7 separate regions of the Homo sapiens genome follow, and all the other regions are linked to region 6. The links are chromatin loops, found by intact Hi-C in ENCODE. Cell type or tissue: endothelial cell of umbilical vein. All regions are shown on one strand.

Region 1 (4,000 bases), 420 kb before region 6:
TACATGATTGCCCTTGAACACCTGTCTGAAGAATGGAGGTACAGACTAAAGCAGGGGTAGGAGGCTGGCTCTGTTTCCTGACCTAATGTAATGGCTGCTTTTCACACACAGAATGTGTTTACTCAACATCTCTATGAGTGGTGGTCCCCAGGGCAGTAATGCAAAGCTTCCTCCCCTCAGCCTCACTTCAAGTTTTTTGTAAGGTAGGTGCCTCCAATAACCAGATTCCCTTTAAGAGGCCTCTTTGTTCTCCCCCACAACTGAGAACTAGTAAGGATGAGATGGCAGGAGGGCATGGCAATAGGAAAATGATGCTTTTCTGGGATTTCAGGCTTTTTATGATTTTAATGCCTTCAGGTTGTTAAGGGCTACATGCGATTAGTATACAAGTTAACACTTTCAGCAGAAAACACTTGGTATCCAAATCTGGAAAGAAGACCAGGACTAGCAGCCCCAACTTAGATGAAAAAAATCTTTTATAGAGGCACCAACTTACAGAGTTGCTGAGCTTCTTCTCTGGTCCTGAGAATGCAGGGAGGTGAGGGGGTATGACATAGAATGGATGCTGCTGTTTGAAACAAGTGGCTTCTGTCTTGGCAGTGGTGGTTTAAAAAGCAAGAGTGCTACAGCCAGAGATTCCCCCTCTGCTTTGCCTCCACTGTGTTTGGAGACTTGTTTTTCTCTTGCAGATTTTTTTTTTTTTTTTTTTTTTTTTACCACTCTGAGACTCCTTGTTTAAGAATAAAGCAAATTGTGCTCCAAATTATGGCAGATAAAGCTTGATACTCTGTAAAATCTTGGCTCGAGCATTTCTTTTTGTGTTTATAACATTTACTTGACTCTTTACAACTCTTCAACTGCTATTTGTTGCTATAAAGTTTTAAAGTTTGGGTTTAAGACAGAGTCTCACTTTAGCCCAGGCTGGAGTGCAGTGGTGCAACCTCGGCTCGCTGCAACCTCCGCCTCCCAGGTTCAAGTGATTCTCGTGCCTCAGCCTTCTAAGAAGCTGGGATTACAGGTGCCCGCCGCCACACCTGGCTAATTTTTGTATTTTTAGTAGAGATGGGGATTCACCATGTTGGTCAGGCTCGTCTTGAACTCCTGACCTCAAGTGATCCACCTGCCTCAGCCTCCCAAAGTGCTGGGATTACAGGCGTGAGCCACCGTGCCCGTCCTATAAAGTTATTTTTTAAAATAAGTGTTCAGTTCTAGGAGCCAGGAAATAAATAAATAAAATAGTGTGTGGGTGCGGTGGCTCACACCTGTAATCCCAGCACTTTGGGAGGCTGAGGCAGGAATGAGCCTGAGACTCAGAAACCTGCCCATGTGGGTGTGGCTCCTCCTTCCCTAGTCCTCACTGCTCATGGGCTACTGTATGCCCACTCCTTGGTCTACTGTCCCCCCACCCCGTGCCCTAAGGAAAACCAGAGACTCTCCACTGACAGTCAGACTTCTCTCCCCATCCTTCCCCTTTCCTGAGCTTTTCTTCCCCAATATATTCATTCCTCCAATAGCTCAGCTGCCAACTATAAAAAATAAGGGGAAGCTCATTTTGAAGCAAAAATAGCTGAAACTGTACAGGGTGACAATAGGCCTTATTCCCTCAGCCCCATTGTGTTTTTTGTTGTTGTTTTCTGACTGGCTCAAGATTTTATCTTCTTAGCCAAGTCCCCACCCCTCCCCCCTCTGGCGTGTCCACTAACTGCTGCGGCTGGGTTCTTGTTGCTTCACCCATAGAGTTGCCATGAGCTCACTCATGGTGTGGCTCTGATTCAGGGTTTGAATATAAAACAAAACAGGCCAGCCAGGTCTGACCAATCCATTCCTCCTGGGTAATATGCTGAGCAGAGATTTTCCCGCTTGTAAGCAGCCTGGAGCCACACAGCCCAATTTTAGTCATCGCCCTCAAAGTTCTTGGGGTAGAGCCTCTAATGATAACAATGGGCGGGGACTTTGTGGTGTGGGAGGGGCTGCAGTGAGGCAGAGAAGGAGCACGGTGACGGGCGGGCTTCCCTGGCTAAAGCCTCATCCCAGCTTTCCCTAGGACTGGCTGCACAGCTGCCTCCTGGCTGAGGACACCCCCTCCCCCTCCACGCGCACACACTCGCTTCCTTTCCTGCCGCCGCCACCTGGTTCACAGGGCCTGTCACTGCTGTCCATCTGCCACTAGGGGGCGCCTAGCAGAGAGGATGGAGGGAAGGGGCACCCAGGGCAACAGGACTGGGGGCTCCAGCAGTGGAAGGAGTGGCAGCAGTGGAAGGAGTGGCACCTGTCGGTCCTCCTGGCCCCCTCTTCCCCTGTATGTCCTCCGCAACCACGGGACAACACCGTGCCCAGTCCACACTCATTCAGCAGACAGGAATGTGTGCACGCCCTAAGGGCATAGCTCAGTGCATTTTCACACACCAAGCACTGTGCTAGACGCTAGGAATGCAGAAGCGGCCTAACGTGGTCCTTGACGCTGAGATGCACTTGATGTAGAGGAAGAAACAGATAGGGAAATGGGTAATTACAATGTGGTGTGATAAGTACTATGATGAGGGAAGAACAAAATGCTATGGGAGTGTGGGGGTTGCGGGGGGGCACCCAAGCCAGCCTTGGGAGTCAGGAAAGACTTCCTGGAGAAAAATACTTTGACTTTTGAAGTAGTTGACTGGAAGTTGGCCAAAGAGCGAGTGAAGAGAAGGGTGTTTCAGGCAGGCAGAATAGCACGTTTACCTGGACACCCCAAAGGAAGTGGCGTGTGTGTGTGTGTGGGTGTGTGTGTGTGTGGGGGGGGGGTGTGTGTGTGTGTATTTTCGGGTAGGATGAAGAGCTGTGATGAGGGGTGGGCTGGTGAGACTAGATCATAAGGGACTGTATAAGGAGAGTGTACATATGTCTATTGTCCCTGCATACTTATTACCAGCAACCCCCTTCACTCTCAAAAGGGTCCTGATTTTGGTAGTAAATTATACAGGAACCCTAATTGTAAGACACACTAGGGAGTTTGAATTTTATCCTAGGAGTGAAGAGGAGCCATTGAGCATTTTAAACAGGGCATCAACAGGATGAGATTTTGATTTTAAAATAGACTGGCAGTAATGTGAAGAATGGGTTGGGAAGGGGCAAATGTAGAGGAAGGAGTTTGGTTAGGAAGCTGTGCGTTGCCCAAGTGGGAGAGGAAGGTGGCTGAGGTGAGAAAAGTGCTGGTGGGACAGAAGAACAATTTACAATATATTTTGGAGGAAAATTCAACAGAAGTTGGTGATATTTCAATGTAGGGATTGGAAGAGAGGGAGGAGTCAAGGACAACTTACATTTTTCTGGCCTGAGTGACTGATGGATGCTGGTACTGAGCAGCACAGGAGATGAGGCTGAAGTTTAGGAACTGCTAAGTTTAAGGTGCCTGAGGGACCTCACCAGGAGGACTGAACAGGCAGCCATTGTAGCTAGTAGAGGTTTTGATCATCAATACATTTTTGCCCAAATGCCATCTTCAGATAGTCAAGAAGCTGAAGCAACGGGGCTGTAAACTAGGCCAGCCTTAAATATCCTGGGTGTTTGTCTTAAGAGGACAAGGACACAGTGGGAGAGGTTATGGAATGGAAGGAAAGCTAGGGAACAGTGAAGAAATTAAGTGTATTAAATGCAGAAGATATAAATTTGGGTTATGAGATATCTAAAGGAGAAAAATAGAAGCCAACAAAGAAGGCTCTAGTGCCTGTAATCCCAGCTACTTGGGAGGCTAAGATGGAAGGATTGCTTGAGCCCAGGAGTTCAAATCTAGCCTGGGCAACACAATGAGACCATGTCTCCTTCTTTAAAAAAAGACTCTAAACTTTAGAGTCTAAAGGAAAAAAAAATGGGTCTTTTAACAATTATAGATATTTTACAACAGCATCACAGAAAATTTGGGAGATATGTGTAAGAAGCCTCACCCATAATCTGGTGATCTTCTTACTGCTAGGTGGTGGTCAAATCAACATTCCTCTATATCTTCTGACACCACCCCAGCAAG
Region 2 (4,000 bases), 300 kb before region 6:
CGCGGTACTCCAGGCAACCTCAAGGTCCAGTCACTGTAGCCTGAGTCAGACCTCCCCAGTACCCCTCCTGAACTTCCTAGTTGCCCCTTTTGCCAGAGATGAGGGTGCAGCAGAGGCTGGTGGGAGCAAGGACCGAGTTGCCGCCGTGTGCCGAGCCACCCACCTGTGGAAGAAGAGCAGGATGGAGAGCATGGTCTGGTCGATGTTGCGGTTGCAGATGCCCTCGTTGATCAGGTAGCAGGGGTCCCGCAGCACCGGCTCTAGCGAATCCTGCCGCATTATGCTGTTGAGCTTGTCGGTATTGAGGTTCTCAAAGACCAGCTTTTCCTGCAGCTGCCGAAAGTTGCTCACTGTAGGGCTGCCCGGGTTGTTGTTCTCCCCGCTGCTGCCTCGCTGGAGCCCACTCCGATGGGCCAGGTCCAGGCAGCAGTTGCAGCAGTCGAGGCCGACAGGTGAGCGGCAATCGAGCTTGGACTGGGCCATCTTCTCAGGCTCGGAGGTCGCCTGGCCTGCGAGGTCAGGGGCGGCTGGCAGGTGCGCGCCCACCGAGCTGGCCTGAGGGGACTCCAGGGTGCCTGGAAAAGACAAGCTGTGAGGAAAAGAGTTGGAAATTAGCGCCTAAAGCCAGCCACCTTCGGCTCGGCCCCCTTCTGGCTGTACTGCTCCGGGTGCGAATAGAAACAGCTGGACAAACAGCTCCGAGCGGATCCTTCGGGCTCACTTCCTCCTCTTCCTCCTTCTCCTCCCCCTCCTCTTGAGGCCGGGGGCCGCCCCCCTGAGGTGCCACACGCGGCCCCAGCGCAGTCCCAAGTTTCCCAAGTGTGAGCGGGGATTGGGGCGGACCTGTGGAGGCAGGAAGGGCGGGCAGCAGGGCAGAGGGAGAGCCAGGGCGCGCCCTTGCTCCCTCCCTCCTTTGCTCCCTCCCTCCCCGGTTTGCAGGCTCTCAGGCTCTCGGGCTCCCCTGGGCTGTGACGGCTGAGCGGTGGCAGGAGCTGAGAGCGAGTGAGCTAGTTAGCGGTCTGCACGCCCGGGAGTCAGCACTGGGATATGACAGCATGTAAATTACCCTAGAGGGGACGGCGGAGAACGGTCCTCCGCCACTTCTCCGGCTGGCGGGCGGGGGCCCCGAGCGGCTGGATCCTGTCCCTCCACCCCTCGCCCCACCCCGCCCGCACCCTTGTGCCCTGGCATCCACGCTGCCGCTCGCACCCTCGCCCGCGCTCCTGGGAGCCGGCCCGGCTCTCACTCTCTCGGCGAGCCGGACGCTTCGGTTCAGGCTCTTTCAGCGCTCATGGCGCATCCTCCGCCAGAAATACGCACGCAGCCCACCCGGGCTGCCGTGCCCCCTCAGTGGCCCGGTCTCGCGGGGCTCGAGCTCGGCGTGAGGGCAAATGTCTCTAGTCTCACCTCGAATGGGTCCCCCTACAGAAGAGACGACGCCCTCGAGAGCCCCAAGTGTTGTAGCCTTAAACTGCCGCCCTCCAAAGCCCCCCTTTTTCTGGGGGGGGGGCGTGCAAGGAGAGCGGTTGCCTCTGCAGAGAGTCAGAGAGTGCCAGGCACACATTAGGAGTACCCAATAAATGCCGTAAGCAAAACTCAGAGAAGCACGCTCAAACTCTCCTCAGTTTCTGTCTCTTTCTGCTTACTTAACGATATCGTCACCTCCTTTCCCCAGCTCGCTGTGTCCTCTCTTCCCTGAACCCCTCAGAGGCAGTCTCTGTCCCGGTTTCCCTCTGCCCCTTCGCCGTCTCTCCTCAGTCCTCCCCTTCCTTCTCTCTGCTCTTCTGCTTCCACTCATTCCACTATTTCCCTTATTTTTTCTCTTTTCTTTACCCATTTCCTCTACTTTCTCCCCCATTTCCATTCTTTTACCTTTCTTTCCTTATTTCTTTTCTCCTTTTCTCTATTTCCTCATTTCCCCTTTCTCCCCTTTCCTCTTTTCTCTCATTTTTCTCTCCCCTACCCCCGCCATTTCCCTTATTTTCCCCTCATTTCTTACTTCAGCACCCCCTCTTTTTCCTCACTTCACTTACCTTCTCCTATTTCTCCAAATTTGTTGTCCTTCTCCTTTTCTGAACCTTACCTGCCACCTTAGTTGATCTCCGTCTGTCGTTACCCTTTCAATAGATGTAGCGATTGCATGTTCACAGGCCTGAGGGGCGTGCCCCAGCTCTGTAAGATGGAGGGATGTTCTGGGTGGGCAAGTGGTGGGTTTCCAGGGTTTCTCAGGACTCAGAGACTTGGAATACTTTAAATGTGTAGGATTAAATAACGATTAGTGTCTGAAAAAACTAAACTTTTCATGACGTTCAGTTTTCACGTAAAACTGACTTACATTTCAGTCAGTACTCCCCACCCCCGCATCGGCTCCTTCATTCACAAGTCTGGCCTTTGAAATAGAGCAGCATATACTGCCATCTAGTGTCCAAGACGTTGAACGTTCTCTGCCTGCGTCACAGAAGCTCGGAGAGGCACCAGAGGTACCTCCTGGTGGAATCCACAGTGCGTTGGTTCCAAGAGTAGCAGGGAAGAAGTGTAGGAGGCGGAGCTGCTACACTAAGAGAGTTCTGTGGCCAAGCTAATAGGCAGGAACACGCTCCTACACTAAGAGAGCTCCAGCTAATAGGCAGGAACACCAATTAGGGCCAGAGCCGCCCTTTTTTCTAGTGGAGCTTCACTTGGCCTGAGTCCCTGCGGATTGGACTTCCATAGATTTGAAACTTCCTCCGGGTACCACAAGCATCAGGCCTGTGATTAAGAGCAAAGAGCGGCCAACTATTGTAACTCTTATTCCCAAGGCCCTGTGGGTCCTATATGTGCCCTGCAACTTGGGGAAAATGGAGGTGGGGTTGTGGTCTCTATGCTGTAGCAGCCGGAAAGCCAAAAACAAGCCGTACTTCTCGCTCTTGACAGGATCCCAAGGTCAGAGGTGAAAGAGGTGCTGGGGGTCACTGACCATACCTGCAAAACTGAGAGTATGGTCCTTTCGTTCTAACAGACTGCTGAGGAGTCTCTATTTCTCCTCTCAAAAGCAAACCCTTTAGATGTATTAATTTCCCTTTTTCTTCTTCTTCGCTTTTTTTTTTTTTAAATGTTCTTGGGTAAAAGCCAGAGGAGGTAGTAGAATATGAAATTTCATCTGCATTGTGTAGACTTATAGTCTACTAAATTGTTTTGTAATTACAGTGTTTATGTTTTTTCCTCTTGTTTATAATTATTTCATGTTAAACGTTATAGCAAAATATATTAGACCCATAAATGTTTATTTAAGTTGTGTTTTGTGAACTGCTGGGACTTTTGTTTCTATATTTGCCTGAGTCCTTTTATCTTTGTGCATAACCTTGGGATGAGGCCCTGGTAGAAGTATTTCCTTCTTGGCATTTGGCACCATTAAACTCAAGATTCTGTCCCCTTGACATTTCCCTTGTTGTAGTCCTTGCTCTCAAGCAGTATTGTTAATAATTCAGTACAGCTTTCCATACTATATCCAGGTTGATCAAGAGTAAATATAATTGAGATATAAAAAAACTACATAGTTCAGAGATAGAGTTCAGGAGCTGGTATGTATTTGCATACAAGTCCAGCTTGTATTGACATATTGCACACCTCCTCAGGAGAAGGCTGACTGGGCAGGGCCACCTTGGCTCCCTTCTGTGAAGCCTTGCTTTGCTGACATATATTGCGTTGGATGGAGAGACTCCAAGCAGCAAAACGTTTTGCATAAACTAAGAAAGCGGAGGGGGGCCCCCACTTCCAGACAGAGCTGGTAGCTTTCTGGGTGGAGCAGAAAGAGGGTATAAGGGGCATCTCTTTCTTGGATGAACTCATTCAACAGTCACTGTGTGCTTGTCCTGTGTCAGGTATAGTGTAAGTGGGGATTCAGAGGTAAACAAAACAGGACAAACTCCCAAAGACTTCATGGTCTAGCTGCAGAAACAGAGCTGCAGACAGACAAAAACAGTACAAATACTAAGTGGTAATGGAGGCCTGGTGTGTGTAG
Region 3 (4,000 bases), 180 kb before region 6:
ATGAGAGTTCAAATTTCCCTGGCCCTCCCAGTAGAAATTCCTTGCTCTGTATATATACAGGGAGTATCACGATGGTGAATCCATCCCTCAGAAACAAATGTCTTGGGAGGAGTGCTTATGTCAGACTTGAGTACAGAGAGTGGCTAAATGCTCCCCACAATCTGATCTGAGACTTAAGAAGGCGGAAACATTCACTGGCTTGCTTTGTTCTCCTCCCTTTCCATAATTCCTTGGTTGTGAAGGCAGTGAAAAGGATGGCCTTGGAAAAAGCCCTAGACTAGAAATCAGGAAACCTGGGTTCTGCTGCTGGCTCTGTCACCCACTAGTCACATGAACTTGGGTGGAACAGCCTGTGCAAACCTCTATTAGACTGCTTGCTCTTCCATGAAGGAATTTCTTGGTTACAGGCTGTTTCCTTGGTTGGACTAGAAGCTTCCTGAAGGTAGCAGCCATGGCCATGCCACAATCATTTTGGAAACTGCAGTTTCTAACTGGTCTCTCTGGCCCATCCTGTTCCCCTCCTATCCATTTTCCACATTGCTGTGGAAATGAACTTGTAAAATGCAAAACCTGTCATGTCACTCCCTACCACAAACCCTTTAATGGTTCCCCCACTGCCTTTAAAACCCATTATGATCTGGCCCCTACCTACCTCTCTAGCATGGTCTCCCAGACCTTTTTGCTGTCTTCGTCTTCTCTGCTGTGAATCTCCCCTTCCTCTAGCTAACTCTCATTCATTCCTTAAAAATATCACATCCTTAGGAAGCCTTCCTTGACCATCTAAGCTCCCCACTTGACAACTGTTGGTTAAATCCCCATCTTATAAGCACCCAAAGATTATCCTTTTTACGTGATAAACCTCTTTTGTAGCACTCCTCAAACAGGTAACTGCTCAGTATCTGCTTCCCTGCTCATTATAAGATTCACGAGATGATGGCAGAGGCCTTATCTATCTCGTGTATTGCTAAGTGCTTACTAAAATGCCTAGCACATAATAACAGTAAAATTTGTTCAATGGTAATATGAAATGACCTGTAATGTATCCACATAAATGAGTGTTGACTGCTTCAAGAATTGGGTGTATCCTCCATGGTAAGAGTGATGTCTGTCTATAATCTTTCATGTTCTTACGGCTTTCTGAAAAACAGTGCTATTATTGAAATATCTCCCATAAACATTATAAAACAGTAAAACAGTTAATGTCCTTTTGATCCTATAATGTAGTATTACACAGATCTTCTCACTTCGTGTAAAAAACACAGTCTTTGTCAGTGCTTCTTTTTACTGCTAGACTATGAAACTATGAATTTTGCTTATTAGCTGAAATATTACTAGAATGTTTTTATTTTGTTAATATCTCAGGTTAACAGTCTGCTATTTGATTCTTTAACCTGTCTTGAAAAGGCATGTATATGTCTCATTATTACTTAAAGAAATCGGGTAGCTGATTTGAGAATATACCATTATGTTAACTTTTTAGTTGATTCTATTTTTAACATGAAAATAAACAAGTCAATTTAAAACTTTTAAAAAGGAACGATTAAGTAGATATATTTTATCTTGTTTTTGGAGGAATGTCAATATTGTGAAGCACTTTTCCAAGTCCTTTTAAGCAGAATATGAGTTGACTTATTAATAGTAATATGCTCACTGGGAGACAGTAAGTGGAAAGAAAAGTGATAGACTTGAGTCTGTCTGGCTCTGTTTTATAAGCTGCGTACACTGAACCTCATTTTATTCATCTAAAAAATAGGATGATAGTATGTACTTTGAAGAGTTATTCTGAAAGTTGAAAATAATATAAAGTACTAGCACATCTAATGATGTCCTTTTGCCATCTGTACTTTATATGCTGTTCATTCATTCCAAAAATATTTAAGCGCATTTCTGCATTGGGCCAGGCACTGGCAACATAATGGTGGACGTCGCACCTGTCTTCACAGAACTTACACTCCTTCGATTTTCCATCTGTAGGAGTACTGCTCAGCTCAGCCTTCACCTCCTTTAAGAAGCCATCACCCATGCTCTAAGCCTCATTCCCTGCCTCCCTCATCTGGTTCAGGTGTTCCTCCTCTGTGTCTTCAGGGTAACCTGTGCATACTTTCATCATAGCACTTCTATATACCGATTTGTCTCCCCACCAGACTAAGCTCTCAGGCCGAGTATGGTGTCCTATCCTTTTTTTTTTTATACCCAGCACATGGCTTGGTACACGAATAGGTACCGAGAAAGGATATTTGGATAAACATTGCCATCTGGTGGCCAGATGTTGTAAGTACAATCTTTTATGCATCATAAGGGTGAGTAAAGCCCAGGTGAGTAAAGCACCTAGGAAAGGCAACTTTTTATTTATTTTAACACAGGGAAAGGAAATATTTCAGAATATGTGGTCTCCTAGAATCTCCTAGGTCTCCTAGAGGTGTTGTTATTCCAACGTCTCTCCAAATCTTTCATAATTCAGAAAACAATATTTAAATGACACAACAGATAAAACTATTTTGAGTGTGCAAAAATAAAATGAAAGAGAAATTTGTCTCATGTAATAAAGAAATGTAACATAGTATACAATACCTTTTTTCATAATACCTTTATTTCAATGCCTACACACATTCATTCATTCAACAAATATTTACTGAGCATTTACTGTGTGACAAGCACTATTCTAGGTGTTAGGGATACAGTGAACAAAAAGTGCTTAAACTTAAGGAGCTTACATTCTAATGGGAGGAGACACACAATAAACAAACATATTTTTATTAGGGATTATAAGTATTACGGATAAAAATAAACTAGGTTACAGAGTGGGGTGAGTGTGTGTGTGTGTGTGTGTGTGTGTGTGTGTGTGTGAAAGAGAGAGAGAGAGAGAGAACGCCAGTTGAGCAAAGGCCTGAAGATATATTAGAACTTCAGAAAACTACAGAAATGTTGGTTGACCAGGCCTGCCTAAAACATTATGGGACTTCTAGAGAGTTTTCTTTCTTTTTTCTTTTTAAAAATAAGTTTAATCTTACATAAAAGTTGCTAAAATAATACAGAGAGTTCCCACATACATTTAACTAACCTTCTCTAATGTTAACATCTTACATAACCACACAACTATCAGAACTAGGAAACTGTCATTGGTACAATAATTCTATTGAGCAAACTATAGACCTCATTTGATTTTTACCAGCTTTTGCATGCACTCAACTTTTTTTGGGGGGGGGGTGGATAGTTCTATTAATCTTATCACATTTATAGATTCTTGTAATCACCACTGTAATTAGGACATTATTGTTTTATCATCCCCCCAAAACTCATTTGTGCTACTTCTTTATAGGCACATCTGTCCCCCAGCAACCACTGATATGTTCATCATTACTATAATTTTCTCATTTCTAGAATGTTATGTAAATGGAATCATATAGTATGTAAAATACTGTGATTTGCTATGTCACTCATCATAATGGCCCTGAGAGCCACTGAATTTGTTGTGTACATCAATAGTTTTTTATTTTTTATTACTAAGTAGTATTCTACTATGTGAATATTCTACAATTTGTTTATATGTGCCCACGGTGAAGAGCATTTCAGTTGTTTCCAGTTTTTTGCTAATAGAAACAAAGCTGTTATGACCATTCGTGTAAGGTTTTTGTGTGGACATAAATGTTCATATTTCTAGGGTAAATACACAAGGATGAGAGCTAGAGAGTTTTATTTCTTCAGAGGGATTTATAAGCAAGTGCCATGCTTTACAAAACAAGCAGTAGATTGGAAAGAACACTGGATAGGACTCAGAAGATCTGGCTCAAGCCTTGCCCTGTCATTTAGTAGCAATGTGATGCTGGATAAGCCTCTCCCCTCTCTAGGCCCCATATTTCTGTCTCTTAAGTGATGGAGTAGGAATCGATTATTTCTTCAGTCTTTTTAAGATCTAATTACATGGTTCTGACGAGATAGAAAGGAGGTTTCTGCCTCATTTCACAAAAAATTTTATAGCTATGTACATAAAATACCAGAT
Region 4 (4,000 bases), 350 kb before region 6:
ACTCTTGAGTACATGGCAGTTGTGGCCAAAGTCCTCCATCTGCCTCGGCTCTTCCTCTCTCTCTCCTTCTCGCCTCCCTGGCCCAGAGTTCCGGACAGTTTGTCCCCAGATCCTTCCTTGGCCCCTGCAGGAAGCTGCATCTCCTCATCCAGGCCGGCTCAGCGCTGCTGCCGCCGCCCCGAGTTCCAACCGATCGGAGCTGCTTGCGAGTCCTGGGGCGCGCAGGCCACCGTGGCCTGCTCGGGCAATATGCAAACAATGGGGCTGTGCGACCCGGGGAGTCCCCCACAGCCGGCCTACAAGGTCCCAGGCAAACCTACCCGGCTCTGAAGCTAGCTAGGAATTCCTTCTCGGCTGGTAAGCTTCCGGCCTTCTCCCAAGCGGCGCACGGCGCTCGGCCAGCCCCCTGCCCAGCCCTGTCTGGTCCTGCCCGCCGCCCCTCTGCCTCCGGCTGCCTCTGCGGCTGCAGCAGCTGGTTTTCACGGCGCAGCGGCCGCAGGGACGCTTCGATGACGGATCCCAGAGCGGCGGTGACCCCCCCCTTCCTGCGTCCCCTCCCCCCCGCCCCTTCCCAGGATGCTGCACCGCGGGGAACAGGGACCGGCGGCACACAGCTCGCTCAGAGACCGGGCTCCTAGCCCAGCTCCGGCCGGCGCCCCGGCTCGGGAGGCGCCGGAGCTGGGGCCAGCGGTTACCTGTTGTCCAGCTTAACGGAAACCACATCCCCTCCAAGCAGAGAAGAGAAGAAGGAGATGGAGAAATTGTGCAGCTGGTAGACCGCCACCTCCATGGGGGTCTGATACATTTCGGTGTTCATGGCTCGGGCTGCTAGGAAGCTCTGGCCGGGTTTCGTGCGGGGCTGGGCGGCTGGGCGGCTGGGTGGCTGCTGGCAGGCTGCGCTGGGCTGGGCTCTGCGCTGGAGTCCGGCCCTGAGGCTAGGAGCGGGGCGAAGGCTGCAGAACGAACCCAAAGCCAAGCAGGCGCTCCAGCTGGAGTTGAAGGGAAGTGACTCGAGGGGTGTCACCTCGTATGTCACAAACTCCACGGCCGCCAGTCCAACCCAGACTCGGAGATATTTTGGCTCCTGCTTCTTTATATAGGAGGAGCCGGCTGCGTCACATGGCGTCAGGGGCCATGCAAATGAGTCCTGTACCGGGCTTTGTGGCCCAGTTAAACCACATCCCCTCCCTGAACCTTAGGCTGGGACTGTAAACAGTTCAGCACTTTCTTGTACCAACTGGCATCTCCAAAGAAGGCTCTGGAGATCGATAAAAACCAAACTGGAGCTGATTTCTAGAGAAATAAGAAATACAAATGCCCTAACAAGAGGCAGAGGGCATTCAGTAAAGAACAGCGCTAGTTTGAAAAGCTCTTCTTCAGGTGGCAGCCAGCATGCCCCCATGGCTTTGCATGCTCTCCCATGTCATACTCCCTGGACACGCGCCCTCACCATCACGGCCTCACCCTCTTCCCAGTCACTGCCCTCTCAGTCTCTCCCCTGCACACATACTTTGTCACCTGCACATTCACTCTCTAATCAACTCAGCTTTCCCCTCACCAGCCAGCTGGCCTGCCGACCTGCCCTGAACCCCAGCACTCATCCACTTGCCCCTTCCTCTGAATGTTCAGGTGTGGGAGTACTTGTCTGTGGACCGGCACATGTACAGATCTGTGACATGCATGTAATGCATGCACAGGTCCATGCTAATCTACAGATGCATATGTATGGAGGAGAGGGTGTCCGGGAGCTGAGGTGAGTGGGTGAACATGTATGGGAGAGCAGCTAGGTGGGTGACAGAGGAGGTGAGGAGGAGACAGGGTATTGGAGTGAGCACTGGAGTGACCACAAGATGCCAGCCCTTTTCTCTTTAGTCTCCACATTCTACTCTTTGAAGAAAATACATTCAACATTATCCAGGATCCCGTGTCTCTATTTTTTAAAAACACAACTTTGTTACTTTTCTTTAAAACAGCGAATGACAATAACACTCCAAACCAAAGGTATACATTTATATAAACGATCCCAGGAAAACACCTGCCCTGTGATGGGCCCAGCCATGCACAGCATTAGAGGTACTTCAGGAAAAACAGACTCCAAACCATAAACAAGATGAGGTGATTGTTCCATAATAAAAGTTACACGTTTCCATTAAAATATATCTTATTTATATTCAGCCTCAAGCTGAGGGAAAAAAAATAAAGGCACCAGAGACTTGAGGTCCTTTTCTTCTGCTCCTTCCTAAGTGAGGCCACCTGGTGGACAAAAGCAGAATTTCCACCAGAAGGAGCAAGAGGGGCAGGGACAGGTGATGCAACCGGGAATATTATTTACACCAACTCAGGACCAAAGGAGAACATTGGGTTCCACCACATATACAACAGTTTGGATGAAGTTAAGGCCAGTACCCATGAATCAGTGCTCCACAGGCTGTGGTCCAAAGAAAGATCCTAACGCAATCATGCTATTGGAAAAGTACTGGGGCCTCTTATCAGCAAAGAAGGTAATTATTGTTTGCTTCAGGACATTTATCTTAACCAGGTGCCTGGCACTAACACCCTGGCCAAGGCCCCAGCCAAATGCAGTCTGAAGGCCTTGATTTCCTCCCGGCTTCCAGGGCAGTTATGCCACTGAACAGCCAACATTTTTGGCTATGGTGTGGTGCTCTATTGGTGGATTCCAGTGGTGATAATATGTGTACAAGAGCCATTATATTGCAAAGTACTGACCAATAGAACTAAGTAAACCTGCTGCACTAGCCCGGGATGGTGTTTTTCTTCATCTCACTTTAGGTGGGAGACAATAATGATCTCAGGACATTCTGTTAACTTTAAGACACAACCTCTCTGAACACGGTGTTTGCACTAAGACATGTGTAGTAGACAGAACAAAGTGCAGGCTATACTTATGGGTCATCAAGAACATTCACTAAAAAAAAAAACCTCTTAAATCAGGAGCTTAACTGGTATCAGAATTCCCTGATATATTAATATTAATTTGCCCTCTGCACCACATAGAGTTTTCTTGGTTCAGAAAGTCTCCGAGCTGACCTTTCATTGGCTTGTTAATTTTTCCTCAACTATTGCTTTCCCCTCCCCCGAAGATTCCAAGGAAGATGATGAGAAGAAAAGGGGACAGAGAAATAAGCTGGGCTGGCAGGGGAAAAACACCACCAGGAAAACAGGGCACAGGACAGAAGTAAAAACAGCTCCTTCAAGAGGGACTCCCTTATGTGGAGACAGAGGCAGAGAAATCCAGGTGGTATGGGAAGGGAAGGCAAAAGGGTTAAGGTTCCCAGCAAAGCTGCATTTGAATTGATCATTAATTTGTCTACGGCCATACCACCCTGAACACACCTGATCTCGTCTGAGTTGTTCATTAGTTATACTTCAATTATAAAAGCAAATTGAGTCTGAGACTCACTGACAATAATAGTTACTATTAATAGAGCATCAGCTATGGGCAGACACTGTGCTGGCTGCACCACCAACCCCAAGGTTTAGGCACTGTCACTATCATTTTACAGATGAAGAAACCAAGGGTCTGAGAGGCTACCTTGCCCAAGGCGGCAAAGGTAATAAATTACAGAGCTAGAACTGCAGCCCAGGGTCTTCCTGACCCAGAGATCAAATCTGTTCCTACTGCACTGATCAGTGGGGCAGGGAATAGGTTTGTTGAATGGTTAGAGGCTTGAATGAGTGAGTTGAGGAAGTTGGTAGGGGGTTTGGAGGTGCCAGAGAGTGGTAAGGAAGAAGAAAGGGTGAGAAGCAGCAGCCCTACTATTAGAGAGGTCCAGAGACTGCCTTTGAGTTCTGCGAGCCTTGGCTTTTCTGACACGTGAGGCAGAGGAGAGCTGCAATGGGTGACTGGAACAATATCCAACTGTCCAAATGAGCTTTATGAGACGGCCATGCTCAACCACATCATTCCAAAAGGCAGCCAAGCAATCCTCAAAGAAAGCTATCTGTTTGGGAAATAGGAGACATTAATCTAACAGGGTGG
Region 5 (4,000 bases), 400 kb before region 6:
AACCACTTGAGATAAATATTATTATTATCCCCATTTTACAGATGGAGACACAGGCATGGCAAGGTCAAGTAGCTTGCCTGGTGTTAGACAAGGCAGCATTCAAACCCTTGCAGTCTGGCTCCAGAGCCCCTGCCCTTAACTGCTGTACCACACTGTCTCCCAGTTTTTTGTTTGTTTGTTTTTTGAGATGGAGTCTTGCTCTGTCATCCAGGCTGGAGTGCAGTGGCATGATCTTGGCTCACTGCAGCCTCTGCCTCCCACGTTCCAGTGATTCTCCTGCCTCAGCCTCCCAGGTAGCTGTGATTATAGGCACACGCCACCACGCCCAGCTAATTTTTGTATATTTAGTAGAGATGGAGTTTCACCATGTTGGCCAGGCTGGTCTCAAACTCCTGACTTCAGGTGATCAGCTCGCCTCGGCCTCCCAAAGTGCTAGGATTACAGGCGTGAGCCACAGCGCCCGGCCCTGTCTCCCACTTTTAAAAGTCCATTGCGGCTGTGGTCCTGGCTCTTGGGGAGCTGACAAGAGGGCAACCAGAGACTGACATGGTCTTCAAGGGGAGGGAATGTGACCATAAGTACACTGGGTAGAAAAATAGAACAGGAAGCCCAGAGAGGCTCACCAGTCACCAGTCACCACTCAGTTGGTGCTGGGACTCATTGGTGACGGGGTCGGGGGGTAGGGTGGGGTGAAAGAAGGTGCTTTTCCAAGAGGTGCTGTTGTGTGCACAGAGACAAAGCAGAGCTGGGGCAGAAAGCTGGGAAGGCAACTTTCTTCTGAGGGGGGCCAGACCACTAGGCTGCCTCGGGAATGGGCAAACGGCCCCAACAGCCACTCCTAGGTATATACCCCAAAGAATTGAAAGCAGAGGCTCGGACAGATACTTGTACACCAATGTGTTTACAGCAGCATTCTTCACAATAGTCCAAAGGTAGAAACAACCCTTAAGTGTCTATCAATGGATGAATGGATAAACAAAATGTGGTATATCCATACAGTAGACAATTACTCAGCCTTAAAAGGAAAGAAACTCTGGCACATGCTACAACATGAAGATTATGCTAACTGAATAAGCCAGACACAAAAGGACAAATATTGCATGATTCTGCTTATATTAGGGACCTAGAATAGTCAAATTCATAAGAGACAGAACATAGAATGGTGATTACTAGGGGCTAGGGGGAGGGGAGAATGGGTATATTCTCTACCCTCACTCTGGGGGCGGGTTTGTGGGGGGGATTATTGTTTAATGGGTATGGAGTTTTGCAACATGAAAAGAGTTCTGGAGGTGGAGAGTGGTAATTGTTGCAGAATAATGTAAATGTACTTATTGTCACTGAATTATGCACTTAAAAATGATTCAAATGGCAAAAATTTTTAGGCTGGGCGCGGTGGCTCACGCCTGTTATCCCAGCACTTTGGGAGGCTGAGGGGGGCGGATCATGAGGTCAGGAGATCAAGACCATCCTGGCTAACACGGTGAAACCCCGTCTCTACTAAAAATACAAAAAAAAAAAAAAAATTAGCTGGGCGTGGTGGCGGGTGCCTGTAGTCCCAGCTAGTTGGGAGGCTGAGGCAGGAGAATGGCATGAACCTGGGAGGGGGAGCTTGCAGTGAGCTGAAGTCGTGCCACTGCACTCCAGCCTGGGCAACAGAGTGAGACTCTGTCTCAAAAAAAAAAAAAAAAAAAAAAAAAGCTAGGCATGGTGGCATGCGCCTGTAGTCCCAGCTGCTTGGGAGGCTGAGGCAGGCAGGAGAATCACTTGAACCCAGGAGGTGGAGGTTGCAGTGAGCCAAGATCGTGCCACTGCACTGCAGCCTGGTGACAGAAAGAGACTCCATCTCAAAAAAAAAAAAAAGAGATTCAAATGGTAAAAAATTTTAAAACACCACGAAAACAAAAACAAAACAGCCCGTGCAGCAGCCTGGTCCACTGAGCTTGCAGCCCAGACATTGGTGGTGGGTTTTGAGGTCTAAAAATAGGGCCTCCTATGGCAAAAATTGGTCACCTGGACAGGAACAGCAGTGAGAGCTTATTGCCTGAAGAGGGGGCAAGAGAGCTCTGGGACGGTGAGTTTCCTCACCTACCCCATCTCCCTTTCCCCCCTCCCTCCGTGTGTGCGTGCGTGCGTGCGTGCGTGTGTGTGTGTGTGTGTGGTGTGCACCTCACCACCCCACCCCACTCCAGAGCAGACAGACCGCCAGCCCAGCAGAAGCAACTGGGTGTGGCCTGACTCCCAGGGAGTCCTGGGGAATCCCTGCAACTGAGCAAATTTCGCTCCTGCCTCTTCCAGATTCTCCAGGGAGCTGTCCTCTCCTCTGAGGTCCAAGTTAGCTAGCCTATTCTCCAGTGAAAAAACTGATAGAAGGTATCCAGTTTTCAGGATTGTCTGGGGGGAAATGGAGGCAGTCCAGCAGAAAGATCATCGATTCAAGTGTAGCGGACTTGGGTTCAAATCCTGATTCTCCCACTTAGTAGAGTATGACCTTGGCCACAGTGTTTAACCTCTCTGTGCTTCAGTTTCCTTGGCTGTAAAACAGTACAGGGACCCATCTCAAAACTGTTGAGGATTAAATGAGATGTGCAAAGCACTTACAATAGTAAGTGTGAGATAAGCATCAGCTAGGATTACCTCATGAAGTGATTATTAAATGGTGAAAGGGTGGAAGCACCCAGTACCGTACAGGCCCTCAATCAGTGGTAGCTGATATAACGATGCTAATAATAACGATGAAGGTGCAGAGGCCCGAGAACCTAGCAGTCAGAGCAATGGCCAGAGGAATGTGGAGATGCCTAGTGCTGGCAGAGAAAGGAAAGCCCTGTTTCAGGGGCTCTAGGGAAGACAGTGGCAGCAAGTCCCTAGAGAGCACTGCTTGGCATCTCCTCTAGGTTGTTGCTCTGTGGCTCAGGCAGCCATTCAAATGCATGGGAAGGGAAGGAAAGAACCAGCAGTAGACATCCAGTGACACTGTTGGCCTTCCACCCATGGGAAACCTTCAGAGGAAGGGGAAGGGGCGGGGCCACCTTGGAGTCTCCAGGGACCAGCTGTACAGTAACAGCCTTTTTTTTATTATTATTTTTTATTTTCTCAATTCCTCCCCTCTTGGTGTCAAGCTTGTTTTTGTAGCTGGAGAGGAAAGGCATGGGCGGGGCTCGGCTGCACAGCACTTGGAACCACAAACCCGCCCCCAGAGTGAGGGTACAGAATGTACCCAGACTGCAAACCACACCCTTGTGGCTTGGGGAGGCCCCTGAGGTGGGCTGCGGAACTGTCACACTACATTGTTTGAGCCCTGCACCTAGCAACCAGCCTGGGAGCCTGCAGTGCTCAGACAACGGGGTGTACTCAGGGGCCAGGACTGAGTTAAAGGACCTTCTGCCAAATGGTCCCCCAGGACTAAGGATCCCTCTGATCGGAAAAAGAGGTCCATGGACCCCTGACACCCTCCTGGGACCAGATTAAGTCTGAAGCTGGCCTAGGAGAGGTTCCAGCCAAAGGCTACAGCCTGCAGACACTCCCAGTCACATCCAGATCCTCCTCCACCCCCAACCAATTTAGGGGAGCAGATTCTGCTTCCCTTTACCTGTCCTCCCCACCCCACTCCCTCTCAGGGAGGCCCCTCCTCCCAGGGAGGTTGCCCTCCCTCCCCCAGTCAGGGAGGCCTATGTAGGGTTTCCAGAGCAGTGAAGGGAGGAAACCAGATGGGACCTTTTGGGAGGGTGGAGACAGTTTTCCGAAGCCTGAAGTGACTTGAAAATGACAGAAGGTTGGGAGGGGGGCCAAACCCACAGCAGAGAGGGGAGGGACTTCCAGTTGGACGGGTTAGAGGAAGAAGGTCCTGTGAAACCCGGGTGAAATTCAGCAGGGATGAGTGCAAGGGGTTCGTTAGTGACAAAACCTAACAACATAATTTGGCTCGACACAAATAAACAAGGAAAACACCAAGTGAAGGAGGGAGTTGACCACAAGCTGAGTAAGATTCAGCGTCAAAATAGAG
Region 6 (4,000 bases):
TTTAAAAAGGCAGTATCTAAATCTAGTGATAGCTGCAATGGACTTCTGGTTAAATAGCTTAGTTTAGGATAGGCACATCCAACAAGTTGTTCCTACCTGAGAAAATCTTTGATAAGAAAGAATAAAGAACTAAGTAGAAGGATATTCCTTTCAATTAAAAAGACACATGCTTAAAAGATAGGGCTAGTAAACTGTTTAAGAATTATAGCTATATGCATCTGTCTTCTCGCACCTGTGTACAGATAGTGAGAGTCTGGGAAGGCTGAACTGAGCGGAAGTCAATGGGAGAGTAACTTTAGTAGCAGGAATTAGTGCTGCTGTGGCCAACAGAAATTCCAGGTTCTAGGCCCTATATTTATTATTGTATTTAATACTTGGATCAGCCAGAGGTTAGATAATCTCTTAGTCACGTTTTACAGATGAGTCAGCTGAGGTTTGGCTAAGTTAGGTAACTTGCCTATACAGATCCAGGGTAGAGTTACAAAGCCCGTATTCTGTGTGGATCCAGAGCTGTGCCCTTAACCACTGCGTCTCAGGTAAGAGCTGTAGGACTGAGTAATATGACACATTTCATGTCTAACTCACCTAAATTAGAGAACCTAAGCTTTAAAGGGTTCTAGAGCAAAATGAAGATAAGCAAGGTGAGTTGGAAAGTATAGAAATTTACATCATTGTCTGTATATAAGATAGATATATAAGGTGTATAAGATAGATGTATAGATATAAAATAAATATCTAAGATAAGAGATATAAGATAGATATGTAGATATGATAGATATATAAATGTATAAGATATGTAAGATAGAATAAACCGTGCAAGTAAGTAAGATGAATGAGGAGATTCAGATTCCCAGCTTCCCACAGGACTTCTCCCCTGACATGTTTTCATAAGCAGCTAAAACTCTATGTCCCGGACTGACCTCATTAGTACCCCTTCCTCCTTGTCACCCCTTCACCTAAAACCTGTTCTTCCTGCTGTGGTCTTGGAGGCCTCTTCCCCTCTCTAAAGTCATCTCTCATCCCTCTCCCACCCCACTTTAGAACTGTGTGAAAGTTACTTTTGAATTCCTGGTGCCTAGTCCCATGCCAGGCCCACAGAAGGCATGGGTGCTTGCTGAGTGAAGGATGAATAAATATTTCAGTGCTGAGTAGCGTGCACCCCCCAAATGGACTTCCCCTACTGATGATGCACACAGGCAAATTTAAACCTTTCAACTATTTGTGTCACCCACAGATGAACAAATGCAAAAAAAAAAAAAAAAAAGAAAATAATCATGAGAGAAAAGAGAAATACAGCATTAAATATTTTAAAAAGAATAATAGGTTATCTCAGAGTATTTAAGGATTCTATTTTCCTTTAAAACTGTGCTTTTAAAGCATAAACTATATTCCTGGTCATTTAGTATTTGCTTATATTTGGCTGTTTTAATAAAGGCATATTTTAAGACACAATGCGGAAATTCATGGTTATAAATCTGAGGAGGAGGCAGACAGAGGAGTCACTATTTGAATCTTAATGGCCTCTTGACTAGAAGGGCCCTGCACCTGAAGTGCTCTACTCCCACCTGGTGGTGCAAGCAGAAAACTGCCAACATACATTTTAATAATTTTTTTTGTGTGTGTGGAGACCCAGTCTCACTTTGTTGCTCAGGATGGAGTGCAGTGGCGTGATCTTGGCTTACTGCAACCTCTGCCTCCCAGGTTCAAGTGATTCTACTGCCTCACCCTCCCAAGTAGCTGGGATTACAGGCGCCCACCACCACGCCCAGCTAATTTTTGTATTTTTAGTAGAGATGGTGTTTCATCACATTGGCCAGGCTGGTCTCGAACTCCTGACCTCAGGTGATCCACCTACCTCGGCCTTCCAAATTGCTGGGATTACAGGCATGAGCCACTGCGCCTGGCCAAGAATTTTTTTTAAAAATAAATAAACACACATATTATTCAAAATGAAAGTGAGGAAGTGACTGCAATTGTCACAGAATGCCATTCATCCTAAAGAATTTTTATTCTTTGTCATTGCCTTACAGTGAAACCTTCTAAGCCCCTTTGTAGCGTTCAAGGAAGACCAGAAACTGGCCACACTATTTCCCTTTCCTGTCTCTCTGCGCTTGGAACACCTTCCCCTGTGTACTACTGGCATAAACTTGAGGGAAGAGACATCGTGCCAGTGAAAGAAAACTTCAGTAAGTGTAACCTGCAGTAGACCCTGGAAAGGCCTGGTGTCTGTGGTTGGATGACAGCAGGAGTGTGTGGTTGGCTGCTTGACCTTACAGTTCAATCTTCTTGTTTTCTCAGTGGTGGCGGGTGGAGGGGGGCGGCTGGTAATGTAAAAAGAATGCCTGTCTCCCAACACGATGATTGTGTTCTGGTCTACTCCCCAAATTCTAAAAGCCAGCTCAGAGATGGTGAATATGTAGGGAACAGGCATGGTCCCAGGTGAGTTAGCACTGGAACAGTCCTGAGGGGCCTAGTTGAATCCTGAACATCTCAAGAAAGAGAGGCCAATATGGGGGAGTGGGTGGACATTGAGTGATCTGTTACACTGATGTTATCTGTATGCACAGAAGAGATCTCAAAAGTCTATTCCCTGGTTTCAACAGACCCAACCACCGGGATTTTGGTCATTGGAAATCTGACAAATTTTGAACAAGGTTATTACCAGTGTACTGCCATCAACAGACTTGGCAATAGTTCCTGCGAAATCGATCTCACTTCTTCACGTGAGTTGACCATACAACTTTAACGGTTTCTCCTTAAATCAAGTAGTCTGGGCCTGTCAGACAAATAAATTAGTTAGGATCCCCAGTTAGTGCTTCCTGCTTCTCTGGAGATTTGTGTGCTTTATATACAGGCTGATATGATGAATGACCATCCTAATATCTAATGCTCACATAATAATATATGCCATATGCTGCCCTAAATCCTTTACAAAAAGCAATTTGTTTGCTTCACAAAATCGCTAGAAGGTAGGTATTACTATTCAATACTAAAAAAGAAGCCTTTCTGATAACAGCAGGCTGAATTTCTCTTTGTGATGCTGTTGGTAAATCCAGGTGACACTGTAGCTCTGACAAACATATACCTTGCAAAGATCTGCCACTAATAATAATAGTATTATAATAATAACACTCGTACCCACAATCACGGTAGCTACTATTTGTGGAGCATGAATTATGCTGAGTATTATCTCACTCTTTCCTCCCAACCACCCCTATCTAGGGAGGCAGACTATTGTCGGCCTCATTTTGCTGAAAAGAACACTGAAGCTCAGGGAAGTAAATGACTTGCCCAAGGTCATCCAGTTAGTAACTGGCAGAGCCAGGATGCCTCTAAACCTCAATTTTCCTATTCGAAGGTGCTTACTCACTCTCTGAGTGTAAGATTTAAGACTCCTGGAATTGTCCAATTGAGCTGACCCAGGGGCAACTCCTCACAAGGAATATCTCACCAAACATCTCAAGGATCACTTAATAACACTTAGGATCTTTTTTCAAACTTACTTTGAATTTGTGATTTTAATATATGCCATATCCAGGGATGGCAAGTTCCAGTGGGTTTTTGCTCTTCCTATGCACCTGAACTTTCTTCCTTTTATTTCTCCTGAAGTTTGCTCCTTTATTCTCATATCACTTTCAGCTATATTTCCTGCATCATTTCTGTTATCTTTCTTTAGAATTCCCTCAATATCTTTTTGCCTTCTCAGAGGTACAATCATACTGCAGATGTAGAGATATGTAGGATTTGGACTTGAGCATTGCTTCCTTTCTAGTCTTTTTTCCAATGATGTCCAGCACTGCCTTCCTCTCTCCCTCCCACATCCCTTCTTTCTTCCTTCCTTCCTCAAATATTTATTGAATATCTACTGTGTTCCAGGGACTGTCCTAGGTGATAAAGATACAGAGATAAAGAAGATGTATGTCCTATACTCAAGGAGCTCACAGTTCAGCTAGAGGGACAAACACAACTAAAACATGCTAAATCCTATAATAGAAGTCTG
Region 7 (4,000 bases), 52 kb before region 6:
TTAGGGTGTGGTTATTAGTGGAGGTTACAGTGAAGTTCTGCTGGGGACTGGGATGACAGGTAAGCTAGTCTTTGGGCCCTCGTGGTGGTAACGGTGCACTGAGTGCTCCTGTTCCTGGGCTTCAGGGCAGCATATGCTGGCACCACTGTTAGTGTGTCCAGGTAAGCTAATTCTGGGGCCTCCAGGTGGCTTAATTGGGTGCTGGAAGTGGCAGCAGTGGGCCAGGCAGGTGAACAGGTTCTCTAGCCCCTGGGCAGTGAGCATAGCAGGGGCAATGTCGGTACCAGTGGTGAGACAACACTTTGGGATATAAGTGTTCCACTCTGGTATTGGCAGGAGCTGTGATGGGTTGAGAGGGCTGGTGCCCAGAACTGTGAGTGGCAATGTGCAAGTGGGTGCCAGTTGTGGTGATAGCAGAGGTTGAGTGTGCCTGACTTCAGACTCCAGGAGGATTACTCAGGTGCCACTATGGTGAACTGGGCTGTGTGACCTGCAGTCCCTGATGTGCTTGTGTACTGGGGTGGAGGTAGCCTGGCCAAATTGTGCTTCAACCCTGCCCCCCCGTGTTGCATATAAATGCTGGCTTTTGTATGCATGGGCAGGGTGAGCCCTATGCCACCAGTGGAATGATCAGGTGGAGGTGGCATGGCTGTGCTGCAGCCCTGATATTGAACAGGTTGAGGTTGCCTTCCATGGGAGCAGCCATAGGCAGAGAGTTGAGGGGCATGGGCTTCACTTGTACCTTGGCCCACAGTGTCTGCAGCTGCAGCAGTTGCAGGCAGTGGAATCTGTCCTTTGCACATGAGAATGTGCAGCCACCCCTCTTCGGGGGAGGTTAGAATTGTTTTCTGTGGCTTCTGCCTCAGCCCTAGTTGCAGGGCAGCATGTAGTCTGGTGTGGGTTGGGCTTTCAAAATGGTGCTATGCTGACACTACTTAGAACTTGGGGGTTTGTGGGACCCAGCATGAGTTTTCCCTCTGAAACAATGCCTTCACACAGTTTCCAGGGAACTTTCTATGTTAGTCTTCGGCCAGCAAGGATTGGGGGACTCTACCACGGCTAGGATTTTAGGAACCTGAAGCAGGAGCCACTGGGAGTCTCTCGCTTATCCTTTCCCCACACAGGAGAGTCTCTCCTGGCTCCCAGCCGATCTTGGTTAGGAGGCCAACTTGCTTCCTTCTCCTTTCTTGCTCTGGGTGTTTCCTGCCACTTCTGTGTTGAATTTCAGTATTCTCTCTGATGATCTATTCAAAGTGTGATTATCTACTCACTATTTTGGTTTTTCCTAGTGGAGGAGGCAAGTAAGAGATGCCTCTAATCAACCATTTGAACGCCTCACCAGGTGGTAATTTTCTATATCTTGTAGGTGATGTTTGTTCCTTTTACCTTTTTTTCTTTTTCCCTTTGTGTATTTTCAAATAGCCTGTCTTTGAGCTCACTGATTCTTTCCTCTGCTTGATCCATTTGGCTATTGGAAGCCGCTAATAAATTTTTCATTTCAGCAAAAGTATTTTTCAGTGATTCCTGTATGATTTTTTAAAAAAATCAATCTCTGTTAAATTTTTCTGATAAATTTCTGAATTGCTTTTCTGTGTTATCTTGGAGATCACTGAGTTTCCTTAAAACTACTGTTTTGAATTCTTGGTCAGAGAGGTTAAATATCATCATCTAATTAGGGTGTGAATCACTGGTTGCTTGCTTTGTCTGTTTGAGGAGGTCTTGGTTTTGTGTTTGCTGTTGTTTCTTGTGTATGTACATCTATGTCTTTGCAGTGAAGGATTAGCTACTTATACCAGTCTTCTCTGTCTGGCTTGTTTTGGTTTTTATTAAATATGTTTGATTAGAGATTCTTTGCAATTTACCTGTTATCTTTTTTCCCACTAGGTCACTGCCTCTTTTTTTGCACTAGATGGCGCCTTAATTAAGCTCAGGTTTGCCTCCTCAGTTCTGGTACTCAATCAGGGTGCCACCAGTCCGAAATGGGGAAGGTCCCAAATAGGATATCCTGTTAGTATGGGAAGACTGGTCAGGGGTTCATGCCTGGAGATCTGTGGAATGAACCTCTTACAGCATGGTGCTGCTGAACAGCTAATCTGTTTTGGCATCTCTTGACTGATTTACACAGCAGAGTTTCCAGGGCTGAGGATGGCAGTCCCACTTCCCCTACTTGTCTGTGGCTGTCTACAGAAATATTCCTCTCTTCAGGTACTCTCAATGCTTCCCATGAGTTGAGGCAGAGACAGGTCTCCTGTCAGGTAACCTAAGATGATGGGAAGCTGTTGTTTACCTCAATCATACTTTTTCCAGTGTGGAAACTATGAGTTGGGGGAAATTTTTCTATGCACTTAGTGCTGGGCAGATTGGGGGAAAGGGCATCACAAATATGGAAGTTTGATCCTCTAACATCTGCTCAGAGTTTTTTTCACTTCTCTGCTGCCCTGGGAACTGTCTTATCCTCATATTTGAGTTCTGGGATGTTGCTGGTGATAATCTCAATGCCGTATATTTGTTTTTGGTTTTGAGGGTAGGAAGTAAAACCAGCTTGTTTCTATGCCACCATTTTGAAGTGGGAAGTCTAAATTGGGTTGTTTGTCTTTTCATCATTGAGTTGTGATAGTACTTATATATTATGGATACTAGACCATTATCAGATATAAGATTTACAAATATTTTCTCCCATTCCTTTTGTTGTCTTTTCACTTTTTTGATAATGTCCTTTGACAAACAAAAAATTTTAATTTTGGTGAAGTCCAATCTATTTTTAATTCTATTGCTTATACTTTTGGTGTCATATTTAGGAAAACATTGCCTAATCCAAAGTACGAAGATTTACACCGATGTTTTCTTCTGATAATTTTATAATATTAGCTCTTACATTTAGGTATATGACCCACTTTAAGTTAATTTTTGCATATGGTGTGAAATAGGAGTAAAAAAATTATGCTTTTTGCATGTGGGTATTCATTTGTCCCAGCAATATTTGTTGAAATGACTATTCTTTCTCCATCGAATGGTCTTGGCACCCTTGTCAAAAATCAATTGACCATAGATTTACATGCTTACTTCTGGACTCAATTCTATTCCATTGATCTATATGTCTGCCCTTATGACAGTATCACACTGTTTTGATTAATCTAAGTTTGTAGTAAGTTTTGAAATTGGGAAATGTTAATCTTCCAGCTTTGTTGTTTTTTAAGATTGCTTTGGTTTTTTTTAGGTCCCTTGTATTTCCGTATGAATTTTAGAATCAGCTTGTCGATTTCTCTAAAAAAGGCAGCTAGAATTTTACTAAGAATTTCTTTAAGTCTGTAGATCAATTCAATGAATATTGCCATCTCAATATTAAGTCTTCCAACCCATGAACATGGGATGCCTTTCCATTTATTTAGGTTTTAAAAAATTTCTTTCAACAAGTGTTGTAGTTTTCAGTGTACAGTTTTTTCACTTCCTTGGTCAAGTTTATTCTTAAGTATTTTATTCTTTTTGATGCTACCGTAAATGAAATTATTTACTAAATTTTATTTTTAGGCTTTTCATTGCTATTGTAAAGAAATGTAACTGATTTTCAAGTATTAATCTTATATCCCGCAACTTCACTGGACTCATTTTTTAGCTCTAATTGTTTATTTGTGGATATTTCAGGGTTTTCTATATATGAGATCAAGTAATTTGTGATCAGCAGTACTTTTCATTCTTTTCCTATATGGATGTCATTTCTTTCTTTTTCTTGTCTAATTTCCCTGACTAGAGCTTTCCATACAATGTTAAATAGGAATGGCAAGAGTAAACATCCTTGTTTTGTTCCTGATCTTGCAGGAAATGATTCAGTTTTTCATTATTGGGTATGATGTTGTCTGTGGGGTTTTCATAGATGCCTGAAATAGCTTTGATATTTTTCCCCTTCAAAGCTCATGTTGAAATTTGATTTCCAAATTGGAGATGGGGCCTAGTGAGAGGTATTTGGGTTATAGGGGTGGATCACTCATGAATGGCTTGGAGC

Evidence for each region. Hi-C counts contacts between places; a loop is a spot of excess contacts. Peaks named below come from ENCODE experiments on the same cell type or tissue, not always from the same donor. Only the 100,000 strongest peaks of a DNase experiment are listed, where the experiment ranks them.
Region 1: it touches region 6 in a loop (5-fold over the local background); 17 of 110 quality-filtered maps call a loop at or near these places.
Region 2: it touches region 6 in a loop (24-fold over the local background); 15 of 110 quality-filtered maps call a loop at or near these places.
Region 3: a loop joins it to region 6, with 8 times the contacts of the local background. A loop is called at or near these places in 18 of 110 quality-filtered maps.
Region 4: it touches region 6 in a loop (14-fold over the local background); 3 of 110 quality-filtered maps call a loop at or near these places.
Region 5: a loop joins it to region 6, with 14 times the contacts of the local background. A loop is called at or near these places in 6 of 110 quality-filtered maps.
Region 7: it touches region 6 in a loop (13-fold over the local background); 38 of 110 quality-filtered maps call a loop at or near these places.

Annotation. Positions count from the first base shown.
Region 1 is chrX:107,653,151-107,657,150 of GRCh38, forward strand. No RefSeq gene overlaps it. Among named protein-coding and RNA genes, the nearest start is that of PRPS1, 27 kb to the left of the region's middle. RefSeq lists an enhancer at 1,969-2,263. In endothelial cell of umbilical vein, a CTCF peak has its summit at 2,167 (motif pointing right); a DNase peak (open chromatin) is centred at 2,101; H3K27ac peaks cover 575 bases.
Region 2 is chrX:107,774,937-107,778,936 of GRCh38, forward strand. TSC22D3 (TSC22 domain family member 3) reads right to left here and starts at 851. Exons shown (of 3, transcript NM_198057.3): 1 at 164-851. The coding sequence starts at 483. It overlaps NCBP2L (nuclear cap binding protein subunit 2 like), which reads left to right and starts at 2,797. Exons shown (of 2, transcript NM_001348372.2): 1 at 2,797-2,922. RefSeq lists enhancers at 1-197, 198-774, 1,051-1,100 and silencers at 863-1,157, 1,131-1,190. In endothelial cell of umbilical vein, a CTCF peak has its summit at 2,420 (motif pointing left); DNase peaks (open chromatin) are centred at 975 and 2,405; H3K4me3 peaks cover 2,183 bases.
Region 3 is chrX:107,892,019-107,896,018 of GRCh38, forward strand. The region is part of intron 3 of MID2 (midline 2); the gene reads left to right. It overlaps LOC101928335 (a long non-coding RNA gene), which reads right to left. Exons shown (of 4, transcript NR_110395.1): 4 at 2,579-4,000. Among named protein-coding and RNA genes, the nearest start is that of MID2, 68 kb to the left of the region's middle. RefSeq lists an enhancer at 2,150-2,199. In endothelial cell of umbilical vein, a CTCF peak has its summit at 2,259 (motif pointing left); a DNase peak (open chromatin) is centred at 2,243.
Region 4 is chrX:107,715,995-107,719,994 of GRCh38, forward strand. All of the region lies in intron 1 of TSC22D3 (TSC22 domain family member 3), which reads right to left. Among named protein-coding and RNA genes, the nearest start is that of TSC22D3, 58 kb to the right of the region's middle. RefSeq lists an enhancer at 688-767. In endothelial cell of umbilical vein, a CTCF peak has its summit at 2,275; DNase peaks (open chromatin) are centred at 1,087 and 2,257; H3K4me3 peaks cover 1,228 bases; H3K27ac peaks cover 1,450 bases.
Region 5 is chrX:107,671,008-107,675,007 of GRCh38, forward strand. No RefSeq gene overlaps it. Among named protein-coding and RNA genes, the nearest start is that of PRPS1, 44 kb to the left of the region's middle. RefSeq lists a silencer at 2,131-2,180 and an enhancer at 2,935-3,134. In endothelial cell of umbilical vein, a CTCF peak has its summit at 2,038; DNase peaks (open chromatin) are centred at 2,074 and 3,034; H3K27ac peaks cover 1,889 bases.
Region 6 is chrX:108,070,647-108,074,646 of GRCh38, forward strand. VSIG1 (V-set and immunoglobulin domain containing 1) reads left to right here. Exons shown (of 7, transcript NM_182607.5): 4 at 2,031-2,186; 5 at 2,604-2,723. Among named protein-coding and RNA genes, the nearest start is that of PSMD10, 19 kb to the right of the region's middle. In endothelial cell of umbilical vein, a CTCF peak has its summit at 1,569 (motif pointing left); a DNase peak (open chromatin) is centred at 1,545; H3K27ac peaks cover 1,107 bases.
Region 7 is chrX:108,018,818-108,022,817 of GRCh38, forward strand. It overlaps a transcript of VSIG1 not described here. Among named protein-coding and RNA genes, the nearest start is that of VSIG1, 24 kb to the right of the region's middle. In endothelial cell of umbilical vein, a CTCF peak has its summit at 1,920 (motif pointing right); DNase peaks (open chromatin) are centred at 2,094 and 3,924; H3K27ac peaks cover 1,030 bases.